Linked DNA regions of Homo sapiens: region 1 is linked to region 2. A link is an interaction called in ENCODE POLR2A ChIA-PET data of the cell type or tissue named here. Cell type or tissue: Caco-2. All regions are shown on one strand. Links, peaks and the distances in the headings refer to the core of each region. The heading gives the core; the rest is flanking DNA.

Region 1 (12,061 bases), core at 1,580-9,579, 55 kb before region 2:
CAGGCCCATCTGGATTCTGGCAGCATCGCTGGATTTTAATCTAATCTACGATCTTTTTTTTTTTTTTTTTCCTGAGAGAGTCTCACTCTGTCGCCAGGCTGGAGTGCAGTGGTACAATCTCCGCTCATTGCAACCTCCGCCTCTGAGGTTCAAGCAATTCTCCTGCCTCAGCCTCCTGAGGAACTAAGATTACAGGTGTGTGCCACCACGACTGGCTGATTTTTGTATTTTTAGTAGAGATGGGGTTTCACCAGTTGGCCAGGCTGGCCTCGAACTCCTGACCTCATGATCCACCCGCCTTGGCCTCCCAAAGTGTCCGGCCGTAATCTATGATCTTTTGAAAAAAACAAGGGAATGGCATTTAACAGAGAAGCTGCTCATACCCACGCGTCTTTGAGCCATCTTCTGAAAGCTGGGGAGTTGGCTGTGGCAGAGGTCATACTGGATTTTCAGGAACAAGATCTGTTAGGGGATCCAACCACACTGTGCTTTTTCTAGCTATTCCTTAGCTTAAGCAGCTGAAACCAGCATGTAGACAAGCCGATAAATGTCAGAATGACCTGGGTCATAGATTTTAATTGTGAGTTCAAATTCTTTGGTAAAGCAAATCCGATCTTCATAAGGGTCAGGAAATTCCTTAACTATGGCCCATAATTTGGCCTTCGACTAGGGTTGATAGAGAATCAGGACTCCAGGCAGGCCGGGCACACACGCTGCTGGTACTGGAAGTGAACCACTGGGACCGAGCATGAGCAAGCCAGTGAGTGGGTCCCGCAGCCCCCTGGACCCAGGGCCAAGCATGGCGGCTGCCAAGGTGGCTTTAACTGAGAGAGCAGATCCAACTGAGCTTATAACAATATTTTTGAAGTATGCAAGCATTGAGAAAAATGGTGAATTTTTCATGTCTCCCAGTGACTTTATCACTCCATACTTGAACATTTCTGGAGAAAGCCAGCCTAACCCAAAGACTGTGGAACTTTTAAGTGGGGTGGTGGGTCAGACCAAAGATGGGAGGAATGTTGTCCCAGCGTTGATGATGCTAAGTTTGATCACTTGATGAAGGTGGCATCCACCAGCTATTTCCATTTTAATGACTAGTATCTTTTCAAGAATGTGTGGCCTTTTGATTGGTCCTGGGTGCCCCTGATACTTTGTTTATGGTAGCCTTTCAGCTAGCTGTTTGACAAAGCTGGCAAAGGAGAAGTAACTTTTGATCAGAAAGAGGATGGTACCAGCAGTCTACAGGTGTCATCCCAGTCACTGTTCCCTGGTCCCAATGGTAACAACTGACATTTATCACCATCAATTGGTTTTTCCTGTTTTTAAACTTAATTGGAACTATACAGAATGTACTCTTTCAGTCTGGCTTCTTTTGTTCAACATTTGTGAGATTTATCCATGCTGTATTTTTTATTTTTCTTCACTGTATAGAATTCCGTTGTGTGACAGCATATCCATTCTAGGGTCGATAGACATTTTGGGACATTTTCAGTTTTGGCTACTACAAGTAATGTGTTTTCAACATTGTTTTACGTATTTTGTGTGTGTGTGTGTGTGAGTGTGTGTATTTCTAGGAATAGAACTGCTGGGTCATAGAAAATGTGTAAATTTACCTTCAGTAGATCTTGCTAAACTGTTTCCTAAAATGATGGTACCAGTTAACACTCATACCATCATTGTATGAAGGCTCCATTTATTTCAGATATTTGCCAACACTTGGTATCAGTCATTTGTTATTTCAGTGGTATCTCAGTGTGGTTTTGATAAGCATTTCCCTGATTCCAAATGGGTCCTAGAACTTATTGGCCATTTAGGTATCCTCTTCAGTCATGTGCTTATCTTCTGGATACAAGACCTGTGGTGGTTATATGTTTCATAGATGTCTTTACTCTGTTCACTGTTACTCATTTAACTGAGTCTTGAGGAACTTAAGTTCCTAATTTTAATGTAGTACAAATTATCAGCATTTTCTTTTGTAGCTAGCTCTTTTTGCGTCCTGATTAAGAAATCTTTGCTTTCCTCCAGGTCGGGAAAATAATCTCCATTATTATCTTCCAGAAGTTTGTTTTCCTTTCAAATTTAGATTTTAATTGTTCTAGAATTTGTGATATTTTTACATGGCATTAAAGGTAAGGGTCAAAGATTCTTCCCTGGCCCTCTTCCCCATGGATATGTAGATCACCCAGCACCATTTAATGAAAAGATCACTCTTTTCTTTTTTTTTGAGACGCAGTTTTGCTCTCGTTGCCCAGGCTGGAGTGCAATGGCACGATCTCGGCTCACTGCAACCTCCACCTCCTGGGTTCAGGCGATTCTCCTGCCTCAGCCTCCCAAGTAGCTGAGATTACAGGTACCCGCCACCACGCCCAGCTATTTTTTTTTTGTATTTTTAGTAGAGACGGTTTCACCATATTGGCCAGGCTGGTCTCGAACTCCTGACCTCAGGTGATCCACCTGCCTCGGCCTCCCGAAGTGCTGGGATTACAGGTGTGAGCCACCCCATGCAGCCAAGATCACTCTTTTCTTTATTGCACTGCAGTGGTACTGCTGTCATAAATTCAATATGGGGCTGTATCTGAATGCTCTATTCTTTTCATATAATTGTATATTATCCACTAATACTATCTTAATTACTACAGCTTTATAAGTCATACCTGATAAGTCTTTCAACTTTATTCTTTAAGATTATCTTGGCTATTCTTGGCCCTATTCATTATCAAAACAATTTCAGAATAAGTTGTTAATTTCCACAAACATCCTGCTGGGATTCTGAATGCACTGAATATGTGTAATATCTGGGTGTATATGTGTAATTAAATGTTTTTTTGTTTGTTTGTTTGTTTTTTCTGAGACGGAGTTTCGCTCTTGTTGCCCAGGCTGGAGTGCAATGGCACGATCTCGGCTCACTGCAACCTCCACCTCCTGGGTTCAAGCGATTCTCCTGCCTCAGCCTCCCAAGTAGCTGGGATTACAGGTGCCCACCACCTCGCCCGGCTAATTTTTTGTATTTTTAGTAGAGATGGGGTTTCACCATAATGACCAGGCTAGGCTGGTCTCGAACTCCTGACCTCAGATGATCCACCCTCCTCAGCCTCCCAAAGTGCTGGGATTACAGGCGTGAGCCACCACGCCCGGCCAATTAAATGTTTTAATCCCTTAAAAAAAAGAGAAAGAGAATTAGGAATCCCCCACCTATCATAGGCTGTTCCCAGAATGAGGCAACCACAGGAAGCATTCCTGTGGAGTTCCTGTCCGTCACTTCTGAACAAGAGGTTGCTGCCAGGGTAGGTGGAAGGACAACAAGAGCAGGGGCCTTTGGAGCCGTGTTTCCTGTCACAGTCTAACAAGTGGCAGACAAGGAGAAAGAGATGGCAGAAGAAGAAAAATCAGATCCAGCCTGGAGAGTTAGAAAGATGAAGATAGAGTGGCAGGGCACAGTGGCTCACGCCTGTAATCCCAGCAGTTTAGGAGGCGAGGCGGGCGGATCACGAGGTCACAAGATTGAGACCATCCTGCCTAACACGGTGAAACCCTGTCTCTACTAAAAATACAAAAAAAAATAGCCGGGCGTGGTGGCGGGCGCCTGTAATCCCAGCCACTCTGAAGGCTGAGGCAGAAGAATGGCGCGAACCCGGGAGGCGGAGTTTGCAGTGAGCCGAGATCGCGCCATTGCACTCCAGCCTGGGCAACAGAGCGAGACTCCGTCTCAAAAAAAAAAGAAAGATGAAGATAGAGTGAAGGTGTAGGTGGTGAAGGAGGCCCAAAGAGAGGTACTTCTGAAGATTTTTTTTTTTTAATAGGAGAGTATATTTGAGAGCTATCTGTTAACACCTCTAAGTTGTTTATCAGCATTCTATAAGGAAGAAAGATCATCCTACCCACTTTTGCTACTTTCAAGATACCACTGGAAGTAGTTTCCCCATTCTGGTTGCTTAATTTTTGCACTAGCACCTTCCATCCTGGTCTGCATATATCAAAGGATCTGCATTTAGGCCATTGTGATGTGGAGTCATTCTTCAGTCATCCTGGTCCATTTGTTTAAGTAATTACACAATGAGGCACCCCAAGTACTGTATATTAACCCAGCTGGGGTTTCTAAAGGTGGAATCAGATGTTCTGCAGTTGCAGGGGATTTAGTCGATTTAGAGGATTTGTTCTCCATAATTTTTAATACCTTCTCATTAGATTGACTAAGTCAGGAGGTGTTCTGAATCTGAATGTGCTGCTTGCAAACACAAAGCTTGAGGATGCGCACCCAGGAAGCACAAGTTCCAGTAGCTTATTACCTGTGCTCTGAAGTAGACTGCATGAGGCACAGTCTTTATATATTTTTTAAACAGGAAAATATGTGCGGTATGGTGAAGCAATAGTTGAGAATTTGGTTCATATTCAGTGATGTTATGCCTAAAGTCAAGTAAATATGTGGTTGAGTGGGTAGAAGAGAAAAGTTAATAATTGTGTAGGCACCTTAGGGTCTGGTGGAAGGATGATTGATTCCATCCTGCCTTTGTTCTGTATCTGATAAACAAGTTTACAACCAGTATCTGTCAGTAAAATATTTAACAAACTCCAGTTACAAACCCAAGGGGTCAGCTTTAGTTTGTAGGCAGTGGTTTAATTATGCATATGTCCAAACTGCAGCCATCTTGGACCAGTTTTATCTTTTCTTCTGACACCATCTATCATCATCTATCTGTCTACAGTATGCTGTCTGAAGTTTCTTCAAATAGGACAAACATTTTGAGAAGTTCCTCAGGATTTGAAAGGTTACAGTTAAAACATGCCTATTTATGGGAGTTTGTAACGCTTATCTCTGACATAGCTGTTTTTGCAATATACACACATTCCTGGGCCAGAAAGAAATTTAGAGGAGGACTGTGTTGATCAGTTTTTTCTTTTATTTGCTTTCACAGGTGTAATAAATGTGTTGCTTAAATTTTAAGTTGTCATTTGTATAGCACTTTACATTTTATAAAGCACTTTCACTGGCATTCTTTCTTTGACTACTATTAGCCAAAAACCCAAAAATTGTTTTAATACTGTAACAGTTAAAAACAATCAACCATGGCCGGGCGTGGTGGCTCAAGCCTATAATCCCAGCACTTTGGGATGCCAAGGTGGGTGGATCACCTGAGGTCAGGAGTTTGAGACCAGCCTGACCAACATGACGCAACCCTGTCTCTACTAAATATAAAAAAATTTGCCAGGCGTAGTAGTGGCAGACGCCTGTAAATCTCAGCTACTCAGGAGGCTGAGGCAGCAGAATTGCTTGAACCCGGGAGGCAGAGTATGCAGTGAGCCGAGATTGTGCCACTGCACTCCAGCCTTGGGGACAAGAGCAAAAATTCATCTCAAAAATAAAAAATAAAAAAAAAACCATGCCATAATTATAGCTCTGACCAAATAAACTGAATATCCCAAAGTTAAAAAAGATTAAAGGTAATAGCTAAGTCAGCAAAAGCAATTTAAAAAGATAACTAATTATATGGACAATATATATAAACAAAAAAATAAAGTTTTAAAACACAACAATCAATTCTAAACATCTGTTTTGGCTGATTTGTAGGGTTTTCTTCTACTTTAAAGCTGTGGGTTTCATATAAATTTAATGATCTTAATGAATCTAACTTAATGAATCTAACCTTGGTGCTGATGAGTCAAGAAAGGGATGAGATAACCACAATATATCAAAGACACAAAAGGGACAATTCTAATCCCATCTAATGAAATTGGGAAGCCAAAGATCAAGAATAACGTCTAATTTTACATCTAATTAAACACATAAGTTTACTGAATATAATAATATACATAGGAAAGAAAAAGAGTTTCACAGCGATAGTTTATATTAAAGACGCTATTTAAGAAAAGTTTTCTGATAAATAAGATTAAAGATTATCTCTTATAAATCTCAGCAATACTAAATACTTGTTCATTTTAAGCTCCAACCAGGAAACAGAATGAAAAATACTGAAATGCAAATTTTAGAGCTTTAGTACCCTTTTTAATATGGAATAGGAGACAGAGAAAAGGTGATGAATTTAATTCAACTATTTTCTTGTCTTTTTAAATCTTTATAAGGGTGTTAACTCACATTTAAGGATATGGAGAGGGTTCTTATTACGATGAATTTAACATATGTTAAGTTCACCTTAGTTGGCATGCATGCTTTGAAGGACATCATTATTTACTCTAACTTCCCCAATTCCACTTTCTAGATTCCTTCTTCTGGCTTTTTTATATATTCAGAAGTAAAGCGTTTTTTAATATTCAAAAGTACCTTTCAAAACTCAGTAATACCACTGGGTGGACTAGATGGAAGAAAATTGAGAGCAATAGTCAAACGTGGTAAATAACAGTTAACTTCACAACTGTCCAAGTCATCTTGGGAACTGAAATTCTGATATGCACAAATTAGGGGAACAACCTCCCAAATGAAACTATCCTTAAGTTTCCAATAAACCAAAACCCTAGCTTCTAATTATCATTTTTTTCTTTCTAAAAATCAACTGGCCTAAGTCTTTAAAAACAAAAAAAAAACACAAGATAGTTGAAGTGACTTAAATGTCAACGAATTTTCAGACTGGTTAAATTATGGTTGAAACACCACAGCACGCTGTTTCAACCTTTAAAGCAAGTTGAACAGTAGTAATACAGTATAATCTCACAGGATGTTTTTAAAATGAGACTGTAACTACACAAACTTCTTTTTAAATTGGTTCTTAAAAATAGTAAATAGTGGTTGCCTCTGAGGAGTACAAGCATAAAAGAAGCTTACTTTCACTTTACTACCTCCTGCTTTTTTTTTTTTAACCAAGAGCATCACTCTCCAATAACCTTGGTTATCAAGACACACCTTAAGAGTAATCTAAAAAAGCACAGAGAGCTTAAATAAACTTCCTCAAAGACATACAGATGGAGAGATACAAATTAGAAAATACACTCCATGGGAGAGACTACGAAATAGACTGGTAAGATCTAAATACACACAGAGCAGAATGGGAAGGAAACTGCAGACAGGAGACAAGCGAAAGATTTGTAAAGTGGGAAGGAAGCAGCAGTGAACAAAGACAAAAAGAACTAAGCAACCAAAGACAACTTTGAAGTGAAGGAGATGCATTTCTTTAGAGCCAAACTAGAAATCATGATGATGGGAAAGGAAAAGAAATAACACGAAAAAATACTCGCGATCACAAACTGTGGGGATACTTGAGTTCCTGTAATTGGTAATGCCACCACTGACACCATTTTAGTCAATCATATGCTATCATTAATCACATTTAAGTACAGCATCCAGTAAACACTAACAGTGTAACTGGAGCAACACTTTTCACAAACGGTCAACAGGACTAAATGCTTTGTATTCTCCCGCGGCTAGGCTATTTGGCTGCAGTATTCCCCAATAATGAGACATGTTTCATCTGCAGTTAAGGAAACCCATGGAGCAGTAAGACATTATTTCCTCTTACCTGCTTCTAGATAGCAGCCTACATCTCAGCAAAATTCCTGAATTTAGCTAACTTTAAGGGATAAATGTAAATCTGTCTAGAATAAAACTGAGAAAGGGGTAGCAGACCCCACTTGTTTGCCAACAGCCTCTTCAAACATGTGCCCTGTCTCTGAGAAATTATATGGTAAAGCATTTATAACTGTGGCTGTCTATGGAATCCACACTTGGCAGAAGAGCCTAAAACTCATCCTATATAGGAAAGAGGTCAAACTCAGAAATAAACAAGTCTTCAACTGAAATGGCATAGGTTAAAAATAAAATTACAAATTCAAGTCTCTGGGCTTTAGATAGTGTAAAACACCAGGCCCCTCCAATTTTGGTAGAGCGAAAAAAAAAAAAAGAGAAACAAAACTAGGTCTCCCAATTCTAGATTAAGAGGAATTCCAGTACATGAAAAAAAAAACTGAAAGTGTCAGAAAGAATATTTATTTGCTTTTAATGGATGATTATGAGTTAGAAAATATAACCATACTTGGGTCTGCAATGAGTCAATTTGGAGTATATTTCTGCTTCTGTCTTTACAACTAAATAGGAAGTCACTCCTAATTTTATTTGCCCTTCTGTAACATTGGGAAATTCTGTTTATTTCCTTGAATTTATAAGAGTTGCACATTACAGAAAAATAAATGCTATCTATCCCAAGATATATACAACAAATTTAACTGAAGGTAAAATTCTGATTACTAAAGATTTTCTTTTAAGCCCAGGTCTGTGGGAAAAGAGGAACTTAGCCTTTTCAGGGAGACTTTAAGGTCATGAAAAGCCCCATATACTCCTCTATGAAGCTGTTCTCCCATTTTCAAACTTGAGAAAAATGTTAAGAAAATGGATACATGATAGTATACACACCTGATTTGACCCAAACCTCAGGAAAGTTCCTTAACCTCACTAATCCTGTTTCCTCATCTATAAAATAATGACAGGCCGGGCACAGTGGCTCACGCCTGTAATCCCAGCACTATGGGAGGCAGAGGCAGGTGGATCACCTGGTCAGGAGTTCGAGACCAGTCTGGCTAACATGGTGAAACACCGTTTCTACTAAAAATACAAAAAATTAGCCCAGCCTGGTGGCGTGCGCCTGTAATCCCAGCTACTCAGGAGGCTGAGGCAGGAGAATTGCCTGAACCCAGAGGCAGAGGTTGCAGTGAGCCAAGATCGCACCACTGAACTCCAGTTTAGGCAACAAGAGCAAAGCTCAGTCTCAAAATAATAATGACAAATCCAAATCTCCTGAATAGTATCTGTAAAGCATCAACACAACATCAACACAAAGATCGGCACAAGGTATGCACTCAGCTCTGACAATTCTTTTTACTCACCAATCTTTCTTCTTTCTCTCTTTTTTTCCTCTTACATTTCAGGTATCATTTTGCTTTCTGTCTTTGGGCAATCCACTCGCAGGAAGTTACTAACCAACCTTATTGGTAATACCTATTATTCATTCCCTGGTCCAATCTCTCCCCTTAGCTCTAGGATAAATATGGCCAACTGACCACCAATCCATTCCAATCTTTAAATACCCTGAGAATTGATTATATAATCTTCCCTCCAAATCTGCTCTTCCTCTATTTACCTATCTTGGTTGTCATCCACAGTCACACAAAAACAACTTGGAAGCCAACTGAGCTCTTCCTTCACCCTCTGCATGGCCCTCCATCAAATTTATTGTGAAGTCCTTAGAAATTCTGTTTCTTCCTTCACTTCCATCCCCACTGCCTGTTTGTTCCTCATCATGGTGCATGAACTCCTGTCAGAACCTTGTAACTGACTTCCCTACATCCTTTAAACATGTGATATCTTCCTAAAGTTCAACTACTAATCTTCCCTTCCAAGGTACCAACACTGGCTTCATGATAGTATCTAAACTCCTTGGCAAGGAATTCAAAGCTTTTCAGGATCTGCTCCTGCCTACCAGCTGCTCCCAACTTGGAATTCTGATATTCTAGGAGTGTCAAACAAACTTTAATAACTAGCCACCCTCTACTCAGGCTGTTATTTCTGCCTGAGACGGCTTACCCTCTATCCCCTTGACCTGGGAAATTCTCTTAAGAATTACTTATTTTACAAAACCCTTCCATACCTTTATTAGAACACCTACCACATAAGATTTCACTTCTTGTTTACTGCATTATCTCCTCTACTCAATAGTAAACCGCTGTAGAGCAGAAACTAAGTCTTGTATTACAACCAGGTGCTGGCTGTACATAGTACACAGAAACGGGTAGAATTTGCTAACTACTCAAAGAGTGGGGCAGCCAAGATTAATATAAACAGTATATTTAAGGGCATGGAATGGGAAATGGTGTCTACAATAAAGACGTGAATTTTAAAAACTAATGTTTTGAAAGGAGTCATTGTTTGCACTATTGATCATAGAAATATTTTTAATGTTTTTAAAAAGGAGTCTTTTTTTAACATTTGGTCTATAGACTTTTGCAGGAAAAAAAACCTGAGGTTTTAAAAGCTATAGGAAAAAATGTTTCTTGCTTATTTCAAGCAGGAGCAGGGGGAAGGAAATTAGACTAGTGTGGGGAGAAATGAGAAATGAGAGCTACTTCAACTCAGCACAGTTAACATTTACCAAATTAAAATAACAGTAAGCCAAACCAAACTTATAATAGGTGGAAAACAACTAAATACAAAGCTAGAAATAAATTCTTTTAGTTCAACTGTAACTTTCATACTTGAATATGTAACAGCGGTGTACCTGTGACATTAGTATTTCTGAGGCAAAGAGAAAACCTCCCTACCTTGAAAACAAACTCCCTTTTTGGACTAGATGACATTTCCAGATTATTTCCATAATACAGAAAAATCCTAGTTGCAGATTCAATAAAAAACTGGAGAAACAAAAGACAACAAAAAAGTCTCAATTTATAACACCCCAAAATCAAAACTTAAGTGTGGGAAATACAAGACAATCTTGTGGACAAGAGAAATCAGGAAGAAAGAAAAATGACATTTTCCAGGTTTCCGCAGGACTTTCTGATGTAAAATGGTTGAATCAGAATTGAAAAGACAACCAAGAGTCAAGGGCAGTGTCTTCCCAGAACTGCTTTCTTAAGGTAAGGGAGGGGACCAAAGACACTCATTCTTTCCACTAAAAATTTACTTAATGTTTCCCCAGAAACGATAACTGACACAGGCCTCAGTTTTATCTTCTGTAAAATGTCTACTTCCCAGTGTTGTGAGGACAACACAGCTAATATTTATCAATCATGTCACTGGCTTAATTACAACTTATTTAAAATAGGTATTACTACCATTTTACAGATGAAAAAAACTGGATCACAAAGTGACTATAAGATGATGACAGCTTTGAAACCCAAGCATTACTAACCCAGAAACCTCTGAACAGCAAAACTTCGTGCCTCAATACATGTGTTCCTTTTCTGCTCAACCAATTATATTCCTACCATCTCTTAAGAAAAAACGAAAATGACATACTTTTAAAGCAACCTACTATGTGCCTGGCATGGTAAATTGATTAATTTATCCTCATAAGAGCCCTGTATAGTTGGTTTAGATTTAAAAGTTTATGCTTTCCCCAGTGAAAAACTTTTATTTTACATGTAAAATGGTTCTTAAATTGCTTCTCTGACATAAATATGTCTGAGTTTGAGCCCTATGAGTCAGGATTTCCCAGGACTTGATAACCACTCTGGGGGAAAAAAAAAAAAATTGACCATTCAGGTTCCAGATATACAGAATTAAGAATACTGTGCAAGGACAGACAGACTTGGGGCCTGCTGTCCACCAGTGATCTAGAATATTCTACCAATTGAACTTCGTATCTCCAACCTCCCACAAAAGCAATACAAAGAGAAGGCAGTAGAGACCTTGTCTGTGGGTCTTTCCCACCCTGAATTCATTCACATTGATAATCCAAATCTCTGTTTTACATCATCTAATTAGTAAAACAAAAACCATTAAGCTCTGTATGTAGTATATGAAATCTGCTAGGAAATGGAAATTCTAGCCATAACTTAGCTATGAAATACTAATTAAGAAAAACAACTCAAACAATCTCAGCGTATTTGCAAAGCACCTCATATGCATTTTAAATACAGGACCCAGAGAAATAGCTGCGAAAGGAAAGCCAAAGTTATTAAATCCAAAGTTTTTCATTTTCTTGACATGCTCTTTCTATTTAATACAGAAATGTACTAATATAGGTTGCCTTTTGGTATTGTAATTTGGTCAACCAAAACTTGGGAAAAATAGGTCCAAAGTTTTTCATTTTCCTGACATGCTCTTTCTATTTACTACAGAAATGTACTAATATAGGTTGCCTTTTGGTATTGTAATTTGGTCAACCAAAACTTGGGAAAAATAGGTTTATTAATAACAAAATAATGAAAAAAAATGGATTTCAACTAGTATCGATTTTTAGGTGTGTGGGGGCAGGGGCATTCAAGGGTATTATTTCCTAGTAATGATCACTTAGATTCTAGGCCTTACACATGATTCAAATGCAGGAGAAATCAGGAAAGAAGCAACAGATATGGTGGTGGGTATCGGATGTCTAGACTACAGGCAAACCCCAAATACCAA
Region 2 (12,061 bases), core at 2,790-10,789:
CTTAATATTTGAGAAATACTGAGTTTGAGGTGCTTTGTAGGCCATCTGAGAATAAATGCCTCGTAGGCAGTTGACATGCGGGGATCTGGAAAGCCTCTTAAAGAAATGGTGAGAGATGGAGACTTGAAAATCCAAGCACCTAGACGCCCGTGATGGGAGTAGTTAACATGGCCCTGGGACCCTTTCCCAGAGTTTCTAGGACACCTTACGCAGCAACAGTGCTTGCTTTGAAAGATAGTAAAGGAAGAAAGTCTTGCCAATTGTCATTCACAAAAGAAAGTCAAAAATATGTTGCCAGAGAGGACAGGAGAAAGCCAGGAATCACGGGAAGCCAGAAGAGAGCTTCGAGTACTATGAGAACAGCACAGTAGGTTAGGTAAGGACTGAAAGGAGGCCGGTGAGTTGAAGCCCACTGTGGGTGGGGAGGAAGGAGAAAAGGAATGTTTTCCAGAAATGCAAAGCATTACTTAATATTTATTTTATTTTATTTTTTTGAGATGGAGTCTGGCTCTGTTGCCCAGGCTGGAGTGCAGTGGCACGATCTCTGCTCACTGCAACCTCTGCCTCCCGGGTTCAAGTGATTCTCCTGCCTCAGCCTCCAGAGTAGCTGGGATTACAGGCGCCCACCAACATGGCTGGCTAATTTTTGTATTTTTAGTAGAGATGGGGTTTCACCGTATTAGCCAGGCTGGTCTCGAACTCCTGACCTTGTGATCCACCTGCCTCAGCCTCCCAAAGTGCTGGGATTACAGGCGTGAGCCACCATACCCGGCCTATTTTATATTATATTTATTTTATTTTATATTTTTTGCTCTGTTGCTCAGGCCGAAGTGCAGTGGTACAATCATGGCTCACTACAGCCTCCACCTCCTGATTCTCAAGCAATCCTCCCACCCCAGCCTCCCAGAGTGCTGAGATTACAGGTGTGAGCCACCACACCTGGCCTCCATTACTTAAAAATGTTTTAAAGGCTGGACACAGTGGCTCACGCCTCTAATCCCAGCACTTTGGGAGGCTGAGGCAGGAGGATCACCTGCAGTCAGGAGTTTGAGAGCAGCCTGGCCAGCATGGTGAAACCCCGTCTCTACTAAAAAATACAAAAATTAGCTGGGCGTGGTGGTGGGTGCCTGTAAACCCAGCTACTTGGGAGGCTGAGTCTGGAGAATTGTTTGAACCTGGGAGGCAGAGGTTGCAATGAGTGGAGATCATGCCATTGCACTCCAGCCTGGGCAACAGAGTGAAACTCCGCCTCAAAAAAAAAAAAAATTAAAACTGTCACTTCCAAACACCATTAAAAAACAAAGTGCCTGATTCGGCCGTACATGTACTAAAATTGGAACACTGGAACGGTAACAGAGAAGATTAGCATGGCTCCTGCACAAAGATGACACGCAAATTCATCAAGCATTCCTTTTTTTTTTTTTTTTGGAGACAGTGTTTCACTCCTATCACCAAGGCTGGACTACAGTGGCGTGATCTCAGCTCACTGCAACCTCCACCTCCCGGGCTCAATGGATTCTTCTGCCTCAGCCTCTGGAGTAGCTGGGACTATAGGCATGCACCACTGTGCCCGGCTAATTTTTGTATTTTTGGTAGAGACGGGGTTTCACTATGTTACCCAGGCTGGTTTCAAACTACTGAGCTCAAGCGATCCACCCGCCTCAGTCTCCTAAAGTGCTGGGATTACAGGCGCGAGCCACTGTGCCCAGCCTCATACTTTTTATATTCATTTTGAAAAAAACCAAACATACAAAATATAGATAAGCATTTAGATCACAAGTTCCCCAAACTGGTCTTTGTAGCAGCAATTTAGGAATCACCTGGGTGGTTTTTAAAAATACATATTCTGCCGGGCACGGTGGCTCACTTTGGGAGGCCGAGGCGGGCGGATCATGAGGTCAGGAGATCGAGACCATCCTGGCCAACACGGTGAAACCCCATCTCTACTAAAAATACAAAAAAATTAGCCGGGCATGGTGGCGGGCGCCTGTAATCCCAGCTACTCGGGAGACTGAGGCAGGAGAATGTCATGAATCCAGGAGGCAGAGCTTGCAGTGAGCGGAGATCGAGCCACTGCACTCCAGCCTGGGCGACAAGTGAGACTCTGTCTCAAAAAAACAAAACAAAACAAAAAAAAACCAGATTCTGGGTTTGCCCCAATTCCATAAAATTAACCTCTCAAGGGTGAAGCAGGAGAAACTATTTTTTAATGTGCCAAGTGACTTTGAAGTGTGACAAGCTTTTTAAACATTTTATTTGGAGTTTTCTGCTTTTATTATTTTTAATTGACACATAATAATTGTATATATTTATGCGGTACCATGTGAGATTTTGATATAGGCATACAATGTGTAATGATCTAATCAGGGTAATTAACATATCCATCACCTCAAAGAGTTTTGACATCACTCATTTAAACCTCTAAGAAATACTTTTCAGCTGGGCGCAGTAGCTCACGCCTGTAACCCCAGCACTTTGGGAGGCCGAGGCGGGTGGATCACCTGAGGTCAGGAGTTCGAAACCAGCCTGACCAACATGGAGAAACCCCATCTCTACTAAAAATACAAAATTAGCCAGGCATGGTGGCACATGCCTGTAAGCCCAGCTACTCGAAAGGCTGAGGCAGGAGAATCACTTGAACCCGGGAGGCAGAGGTTGCGGTGAGCCGAGATTGCGCCATTGCACTCCAGCCTGGGCAACAAGAGCAAAACTCCTTGGCCGGGTGCGGTGGCTCACGCCTGTAATCCCAGCACTTTGGGAGACCGAGGCGGGCGGATCACCTGAGGTCAGGAGTTCGAGACCAGCCTGACCAACACGGTGAAACCCCATCTCTACTAAAAATACAAAATTAGCCGGTCATGGTGGCACATGCCTGTAATCCCAGCTACTTGGGAGGCTGAGGCAGGAAAATTGCTTGAACCCGGGAGGCGGAGGTTGCAGTGAGCTGAGATCGCACCACTGCACTCTAGCCTGGGTGACAGAGCGAGACTCCATCTCAAAAACAAAACAAAACAGAAAACAAGAGCAAAACTCCGTCTCAAAAAAAAAAAAAGAAATACTCATTTTTCTTTGACTTTAAGCCCTTTTAGAATAAATAAAGCGGTACAAAATATTCATAGATTACTAAACTGTTAGAAGCCAATTGTTAAATTTAAGACTTTAATAGGGAACTTAAAGCAATCAAGAAAATAAACTCTCCACAAAGTTTTAAAAAACAACTATAAAATACATCCTGTAGGCCGGGTACAGTGGCTCAATCCCAGCACTTTGGGAGACCGAGGCAGGCGGATCACCTGAGGTCAGGAGTTCGAGACCAGCTTGACCAATATGGAGAAATCCCTTCTCTACTAAAAATACAAAATTAGCCAGGTGTGGTGGCGCATGCCTGTAATCCCAGCTACTCGGGAAGCTGAGGCAGGAGAATCACTTGAACCCAGGAGATGGAGGTTGCGGTGAGCTGAGATTGTACCACTGCATTCCAGCCTGGGCAACAAGAGCGAAATTCTGTCTCAAAAAAAAAAAAAAAAAATCCTGTAGGTTTGTTATCAAGAAAATGCTGATGACTATAATTAGGATTATAAATTTAGTTGAGAGTGAGAGCTAGATTAGTAAATAAAATTGTCTATAAACATTTGTAAATCAGTCATCCTCCTGGGTACGGTTTGTAAAAGAACCCAGTGCTTAAGTGAAGAGCAGGGACAGCTCCTGGCTCTGGATGGGGGAGAAGTCTTCCTTGTTTCATAGTCAAGGAAAGCTCCCAGCTGACCATCACCCTCTTCTCTTGGAAAACGCCACACCTACCTTCTTGCCATTCCTAGAGCGATTTTCCAGCCTGAGTGGTATGACTGCTTCCATTTCCTCGCCACTCTTGTTTGTCCCTGGCAGTTCACTTTGATTCTCAAAAGTCCATTAAAACCCCTTCCAGGTCCTCCGGGATCCCTGGCCATGTAAGCTCTGCCACCAACAGCAGCCTTTCTAGTACAAAGTCTCTAGAGCTTTCCACAGCCTCTGGCTTGGTCTCTCCCTCTCCAGGCTGGCCACAGGCCCCCAGGGACCTATCTGCCATCTCTTGGAAATATCTTTCTAAATTCCCCACTCCCCCTCCTGCCTTTCCACGACTTTGAGTTGCAATAGTTTGCCCAGTTCCCCTTTTCCTTGTAGTCTTTAAAGATAAGTCCACAGGTTTTTCATTTGTTTATAAGATTTACTCTCCATCAGGAAATGAAAATAAACATAGGGAAGCTGATAAGTCACAGCTCCCCACCCCCAGCCGTTGTTCCGGGGAAGCCTCTCTAGCAAGGCTCAGATGTTTCCATCTTAAGGTTAAATCACACCAAACAATAGAAGCCCTTTGGTTTCACCTCAGTGGGCGGGATGTGCCTCCTTTCATGGATCTCCTGCCCCACACAGGATTTCTCTGGACTCCTTAGAGTGTTTCTTCAAAACTAGTTCAATCTCGATCTAATTAGTCCCCAAAGAGATGCAAACCAAACGAGATGCGATTTTTGTTCTATTAGGAGGGCACAAAAATAAAAAATAAAAATTAAGCCTGATAATAGCCTGTTTGGGCCAGCTTGCTGGGAAGCGGACTCATTTTTATACTGCTGGAGGGGTTCGGAATCAAGAATCTTAAATATGTGCATCCCCTTCAATCCAGTAATCCCACTTCTAGGAAAATATCCTGAGGAGATAATCAAGATGTGCAGTCAAGAATTTATGAACAAAAGATACTCACTGCAGAGCCATAATTGAGAAGAACTGGAAAGGACTTAACATGCCTCCCAGGTGGGGCTTGGCTCTGCAAATCCTCATCTGACTCTATGATGGAATGGGATGCATCCGGTCATGCAGTCATCCGTGCGACAAATAGTTCTTCAGTACCTACTCTGCGTTAGGTAAACAATGCAGAGTATTGTTAACTTGGCTGGGTAAACAGGTAAGTTCTCAGCCCCCCTGGAAAATCCATGATCTCCTAAAGTAAAGCAATTTAAAATTGTTCACATTATTTGTGTGTGAGTGTGAGGGGGCGCTTTATCACCCTCCACCTCTCATCCCCCCACCACAAGCAGTTGCCAAATTCAAATAATTTTTCCTTCAATGCCTCTCCCGTGTGACCGCTCCTTTTCTTTCAAAAGTAAATCCTATGTCTGGGAGGTAACCCGATCACCGCGGAAAGAACGCCGACATGGAAATCTTAGGATTGGTTTCTCGTTCCAGGAAGTTGCGCTACTTTGGGCAAATCACGTCACCTCTGGGACTGTTTCTAATCAGAATAAAGAAAGGGCTGGACCAATCTTTCAGATCCTTTGAATCCAATCATTTTTGGCCTTATGACGGAACCGTCTGTAGATGAGGGCATCTGAATCCTAGTTAAAGGGAAGGGACGGTGAAGCCCTTGAAGATCTGGGGCATATTTCCTGAACACCAAAACGGGAAAGGGCTGTCTAGAGTGAAAGTATAAGACAGACAGGCCCTGTTCCAGGAAGCTCCCTGCACTCTGCTCTTCTCCTCAAGCCGACCCCAAACTCACAGCCAGCTTTAGCAAGCAGGCCCGTCATCCTTCCAGGTGCTATGTAATATTAAGAAGCAGCAGCTAACAATTATTAGTGCTACTAGGGGCAGGAGATTTGCAGTTCCCTCGCTTTCACACAAAAGTATGAGGTCTGTTTTATTATTCCCACTCTAAAGGCAAAATGGAAGCTCACGGAGATTACAGAACTTATGGGAAGTGACAGGGCTATTTGCCACGTTTATACTGGCCAGTCTTCCTCTTTTTCTCAAAGGGTGGGGTGGGAGAGCAGCCTCCCGTGTTATCACCCTCTCCTGCGGCAGAAGACAGAAGCATAGGTCATTTTGGTAGTACGGGTTTGTTGATTACCAACTGGGAGACAGAGGTGAGGTAAATCACAAGCATGGATGTTAGCAGGGCTGCAGAAGTTTATAAATAAATGATCTTAGAATCTCCAGCAGCCCCATTCTTTCATTTGGTAACCGGCCTCCTCCCTGCCCTCATCCCTGTAGCGCCCTTCCCCCATGAGGGTGAAGGGTCAGCTCTAAAAATGCAGTCAGGAAGGAACAATGAGAGTCCTCTCCCCGCCTGGGAGAAATGCAATTTGCATCTCAGATGAGCTCAGATTGGTGAAGCCTCGTTTGGACTCTGATCCTTGCAGTAAGGATCTGCTCTGGGAATCTCCTGTGACCTGTTGAGGTTTGCTGCTCCAAAGGAATAAGGAGTCTTTGACATTAATGTCCATTTAACTCAGGGATCTAAAAAGGCAGGTTAGTGTTAGAGTTCTATAGGCACCCCAGAATTGTACCTAAGAGTGTGTGTGTGCGTGCATATGTGTGTTTTCCTGGGGATGGTGTAGCTTTCCTTAGATTGTCAAAGGAATTTATAGCTGCCCAAAGGTTAAAAACTTGTGTGACAAGTGAGTGTGATAAAGGAGGAACAGTGGTGCAGATCCTGTGGGAGGGGAGAATGACTTAACAAACCCAGAGGTGGGGGTGGGAGGGAAAGAATTCAGGTGAGACTGCACTCAGAGGTAGGATTCCTTTTTCTTTTTTGTAGGTAACATTTTTTGTTTTCTTACTGTGTGCCAGGCATTGTTCTAAACTAAATATACAAGGCCAGGCGCAGTGGCTCACTCCTGTAATCCCAGCACTTTGGGAAGCCGAGGTGGGTGGGTCACTTGAGGTCAGGAGTTCGAGACCAGTCTGGTCAACATAGTGAAACCCCGGCTCTACTAAAAATAGAAAAATTAACCAGGTGGCTCGTGCCTGTAGTCCCAGCTGCTCGGGAGGCTGAGAGAGGAGAATCTCTTGAACCCCGGAGGAGGATGTTGCAGTGAGCTGAGATTGCACCACTGCACTCCAGCCTAGGCAACTGAGAAGACTCTGTCTCAAAAAAAAAAAAAAAAAAAAAAAAAAGACAAATACGTAAACTAAAATCTATGAGAATTAGGTAATTCTCTCTCTTTTTTTTTTTTTTGCCAGAGTTTTGCTCTTGTCGCCCAGGCTGGAGTGCAGTGGTGTGATCTTGGCTTACCGCAACCTCCGCCTCCCGGGTTCAAGTGATTCTCCTGCCTCAGCCTCCCAAGTAGCTGGAATTACAGGTGCGCACCACTAGGCCCGGCTGATTTTTGTATTTTTTTAGTAGAGACGGGGTTACACCATGTTGGCCAGGCTGGTCTTGAACTCCTGAACTCAGGTGATCCACCTGCCTTGGCCTCCCAAATTTCTGGGATGACAGAAGTGAGCCACCGCGCCCGGCCTAATTTTTTTTTTTTTTTTTTTAAGAGACGGAGACTTGCTCTGTTGCCAGGCTGGAGTGCAGTGGCGCCATCTTGGCTTACTGCAAGCTCCACCTCCCAGGTTCAAGTGATTCTCCTGCCTCAGCCTCCCAAGTAGCTGGAATTACAGGTGCGCACCACTAGGTCTGGCTGATTTTTGTATTTTTTTAGTAGAGACGGGGTTACACCATGTTGGCCAGACTGGTCTTGAACTCCTGACCTCAGGTGATCCACCTGCCTTGGCCTCCCAAATTTCTGGGATGACAGGAGTGAGCCACCGTGCCCAGCCTAATTTTTTTTTTTTTAGAGATGGAGTCTCACTCTGTTGCCAGGCTGGAGTGCAGTGGCGCGATCTCGGCTCACTGCAAGCTCCACCTCCTGGGTTTAAGTGATTCTCCTGCCTCAGCCTCCCAAGTAGCTGGGACTACTGGCTGGCGCCACCACGCCCAGCTAATTTGTATTTTTAGTAAAGATGGGGTTTCACCATGTTGGCCAGGATGGTCTCCATCTCTTGACGTCGTGATCTGCCCGCCTCGGCCTCCCAAAGTGCTTGGATTACAGGTGTGAGCCACTGAGCCTGGCCTAAATTTTAAACTATTTGTAGAGACAGGGTCTCGCTATGTTGCTCAGAATGTTCTCAAACTCCTGAGCTCAAGCAATCCTCCTGCCTTGGCCTCCTGAAGTGCTGGGATTAAAGGCATGACCCACTGTGTCCAGCCTTTTGTGGGCTTTTTGACATCCTTTTATGTTTTTCTTTGGTGAAGTGCCTATTCAAATCATTTGCACGCTTTTTTTTTTTTTTGAGATGGAGTCTTGCTCTGTCCCCCAGGCTGGAGTGCAGTGATGCGATCTCGGCTCACTGCAAGCTCCGCCTCCTGGGTTCACGCCATTCTCCTGCCTCAGCCTCCCGAGTAGCTGGGACTACAGGCGCCGGTCACCACGCCCGGCTAATTTTTTTTTTTGTATTTTTAGTAGAGACAGGGTTTCACCGTGTTAGCCAGGATGGTCTTGATCTGCTGACCTCGTGATCTGCCCATCTCGGCCTCCCAAAGTGCTGGGATTACAGGCATGAGTGAGCCACTGCGCCCGGCCATTTGCCCTTTTTTTGTTGTTGGGCTGTTTATCTTATTATTGCATTTTGAGGGTTCATTATATACTCTGGATACAAGCCCTTTGCCAGATATGTGTGTTGCTAATATTCTCTACCAGTCTGTGGCTTATCTTTGCATTCTCCTAAATTTCTTTCAGAGAGCATACATTCTGGTAGAAGAGTACTTAGTCCTGGGCCTGGCAGATTTATTTCTTTCAGGACCCAAGGCCTCTGCTGCAAACATGTTCCACCAGATCTTTGGTCAGAATAAGAAGCATATGAGCTTGATCATTGTTATGGTCACAACTTTTGTATCCCCTCAAAATTCGTACATTGAAACCTAATCTCCAATGTGATAGTATTAAGAGTTGGGGTCATTTGAGAGGTGATGAATGGGCTTCACGCCCTTATAAGAGGGCCAAAGGAGATTGTTTACCCCTTCCACCATGTGAGTGCACAGCTGTAAGGCACCGTCTGTGAGGAATAGGCTCTCACCAGATACTAGCACCTTGGCTCTTGGACTTCCCAGCCTCCACAATTATGTCTGTTTTTTGTTTTGTTTTGTTTTGTTTTTGAGACAGAGTTTGCTCTTGTTGCCCAGGCTAGAGTGCAGTGGCACAATCTCAGCTCACAGCAACCTCTTCCTCCCAGGTTCAAGCAATTCTCCAGTCTCAGCCTCCCGAGTAGCTGGGATTACAGCCACCCGTCACCAAGCCCAACTAATTTTTGTATTTTTAGTAGAGATGGGGTTTCATCATATTGGTCAGGCTGGTCTCAAACTCCTGACTTCATGTGATCCGCCCACCTCAGCCTCCCAAAGTGCTGGGATTACAGGCATGAGCCACCACACCCGACCTGTTGTTTATTCTTTATAAGTCATCCCGCATATGGTATTTTTTTCTTTTCTTTTTTTGAGACAGGGTCTTGCTCTGTTACCCAGGCTGGAGTACAGTGGCATGATCATGGCTCATTGCAGCTTCAACCTCCTGAGTTCAAACAATGCTCCCACCTCAGCTTTCCAAGTATCTGGGACAACAGGTGCATGACACCATGCCTGGCCAATTTTTTGATATTTGTAGAAATGGGGTCTCCCTATGTTGCCCAGGCTGGTATTTTCTTATAGAAGCCTGAATGAACAAAGACACTGTCCATCTTTTTCTTTTTTCTTTTTTTTTTTTGAGACAGAGTCTTGCTCTGTCACCCAGGCTGGAGTGCAGTGGTGCAGTCTTGGCTCACTGCAACCTCCGCCTCCTGGGTTCAAGCGATTCTCCTGCCTCAGCGACCCAAGTAGCTGGGATTGCAGGCAAGCGCCACCACACACGGCTAATTTCTGTATTTTTAGTAGAGACTGGATTTCGCCATGTTGGCCAGGCTGGTCTTGAACTCCTGACCTCAGGTGATCCACCTGCCTTGGCCTCTCAAAGTGCTGGGATTACAGGTGTGAGCCACTGCGCCTGGCCCATCTTTTTTTTTTTCTTTTCTTTTTGTAGAGAGAGAGAGACAGACAGAGTTTTGCCGTGTTGCTCAGGCTGATCTCAAACTCCTGGCCTCAAGTGATCCTCCCACCTTGGCCTCCCAAAGGATATAATCCCATGCCTGGAATTACAGGCATGAAACACCATGCCTGGCCATTCTTAATTTTATGACATCCTCACACTTGTAATCTCAGCACTTTTGGAGGCCAAGGCAGGTGGATCAACTGAGGTCAGGAGTTCGAGACCAGCCTTGCCAACATGGTGAAACTCCGTCTCTACTAAAAATAACAAAAATTAGCTGGGTGTGGTGGCTAGTGCCTGTAATCCCAGCTACTCGGGTGGCTGAGGCACAAGAATCACTTAAACTGGGAGGCAGAGGCTGCAGTGAGCTGAGATCACACCACTGCACTCTAGCCTGGGAGACAGAGCCAGGCTTTGTCTCAAAAAAAAAAAAAAAGAAAAAAGTTTTGTGAAGTCCACTTTATCAAGTTTTTATTTTATGTACTGCATTTTCTTGTTGTATCTAAGAAATCTTTGGTGAAAAAGATTTTCCCTGTGTTTTATTTTATTTGTTTCAGTGTCTCGCTCTGTCACCCAGGCTGGAGTGCAGTAGTATGATCTCAGCTTAATGCAACCTCCGACTCCTGGGTTCAAGTGATTCTCCTGCCTCAGCCTCCTGAGTAGTTTGGGATTACAGGCCCTTGCCACCACGCCCAGCTAATTTTTTCACCTAATTTTTGTATTTTTTGGTAGAGATGGGGTTTTATCACGTTGACTAGGCTGCTCTCAAAAGTACTGACCTCAAGTGATAAGCCTGCCTTGGGCTCCCAAAGTGCTGGGATTACAGGCATGAGCCACTGTGCCCGGCCTGACCAATCTTGATAAATGATTTTTGTGTACTTGGAAAGAATGCATATTCTGCTGTTGTTTTGTTGGAATTTTTTTTTTTTTTTTTTTTAGATGGAGTCTCGCTCTGTTACCCAGGCTGGAGTGCAGTGACACGATCTCAGCTCACTGCAACCTCTGCCTCCTGGGTTCAAGCAGTTCTCCTGCCTCAGTCTCCTGAGTAGCTAGACTACAAGCGCACACCACCATGCCTGGCTAATTTTTGTATTTTTACTGGAGATGGGGTTTCACCATGCTGGCCAGGCTGGTCTTGAGCTCCTGACCTCGTGATCCACCTGCCTCGGCCTCCCAAAGTGCTGGGATTACAGGCGTGAGCCACTGTGCCCGGCCCTGATTTTCTATTCTATCAATTATTGACAACAGGATCTGACTATAATTGAAGATTTGTCTATTTCTCATTGATTCCATCAGGCTTTTTTCCTTCTTCATGTTTTGAAGCTTTTTTTTTTTTTGAGACGGAGTCTTGCTCTGTCACCCAGGCTGGAGTGCAGTGGCGCCATCTCGGCTCACTGCAAGCTCCGCCTCCCGCGTTCACGCCATTCTTCTGCCTCAGCCTCCCCAGCAGCTGGGACTACAGGCGCACGCCGCCACGTCCGGCTAATGTTTTTGTATTTTTAGTATAGACGGAGTTTCACCGTGTTAGCCAGGATGGTCTGGATCTCCTGACCTTGTGATCCGCCCGGCTCGGCCTTCCAAAGTAGGGGGATTACAGGCGTGAGCCACTGCGCCCAGCCTTTTTGTTATTTTTGAATAGGATATAAGTGAGAAATTCAAGAAAGTTTTGAGGCATTTAAGAACACAGGTTGGCCAGGCGCAGTGGCTCACGCCTGTAATCCTAGCACTTTGGGAGGCCGAGACAGGTGGATCACTTGAGGTCAGGAGTTTGAAACCAGCCTGGCCAACATGGTGAAACCCTGTCTCTGCTAAAAATACAAAGAAAATTAGCTGGGTGTGGTGGTGTATGCCTGTAATCCCAGCTACTTGGGATGCTGAGGCAGGAGAATTGCTTGAACCTGGGAGGCAGAGGTTGCAGTGAGCTGAGATCATGCCACTGCACTCTAGCCTGGGCGACAGGGCGACTCCGTCTCAAAAAAAAAAAAAAAAAAAAGAACACAGGCTATGGGTTAAGCAAATGATAGACCTCAAGCTTATATTATTCTAGAGAACAGGGAGCATCTGGCCCACGCACCAGCCCTCATTTGAGTGACTTATTTTTAGGCTTTGCAACCCACATTAATTGCTCTTTTTTTTTCCTTTTTTCAACATGTTCTAAAATCGTATATATTTGAATCAAAGTACAG

The links. ChIA-PET counts read pairs that join two places held together with the same protein. Peaks named below come from ENCODE experiments on the same cell type or tissue, not always from the same donor. Only the 100,000 strongest peaks of a DNase experiment are listed, where the experiment ranks them.
Region 1: POLR2A ChIA-PET joins it to region 2 with 7 read pairs; 14 of 35 experiments call an interaction of 5 or more read pairs at or near these places.

Annotation. Positions count from the first base shown.
Region 1 is chr12:31,310,818-31,322,878 of GRCh38, forward strand. The region is part of intron 1 of SINHCAF (SIN3-HDAC complex associated factor); the gene reads right to left. Among named protein-coding and RNA genes, the nearest start is that of FLJ13224, 7.5 kb to the right of the region's middle. In Caco-2, for the core only: no CTCF peak of the experiment used is centred there; a DNase peak (open chromatin) is centred at 5,164.
Region 2 is chr12:31,364,948-31,377,008 of GRCh38, forward strand. It overlaps LINC02387 (long intergenic non-protein coding RNA 2387), which reads right to left and starts at 4,354. Exons shown (of 2, transcript NR_146469.1): 1 at 3,802-4,354. LOC124903091 (U6 spliceosomal RNA) reads left to right here and starts at 1,317; the gene lies at 1,317-1,419. RefSeq lists enhancers at 1-71, 5,395-6,002, 6,003-6,611. In Caco-2, for the core only: no CTCF peak of the experiment used is centred there; DNase peaks (open chromatin) are centred at 4,834, 5,234, 6,094, 6,504 and 2 weaker places; H3K4me3 peaks cover 1,446 bases.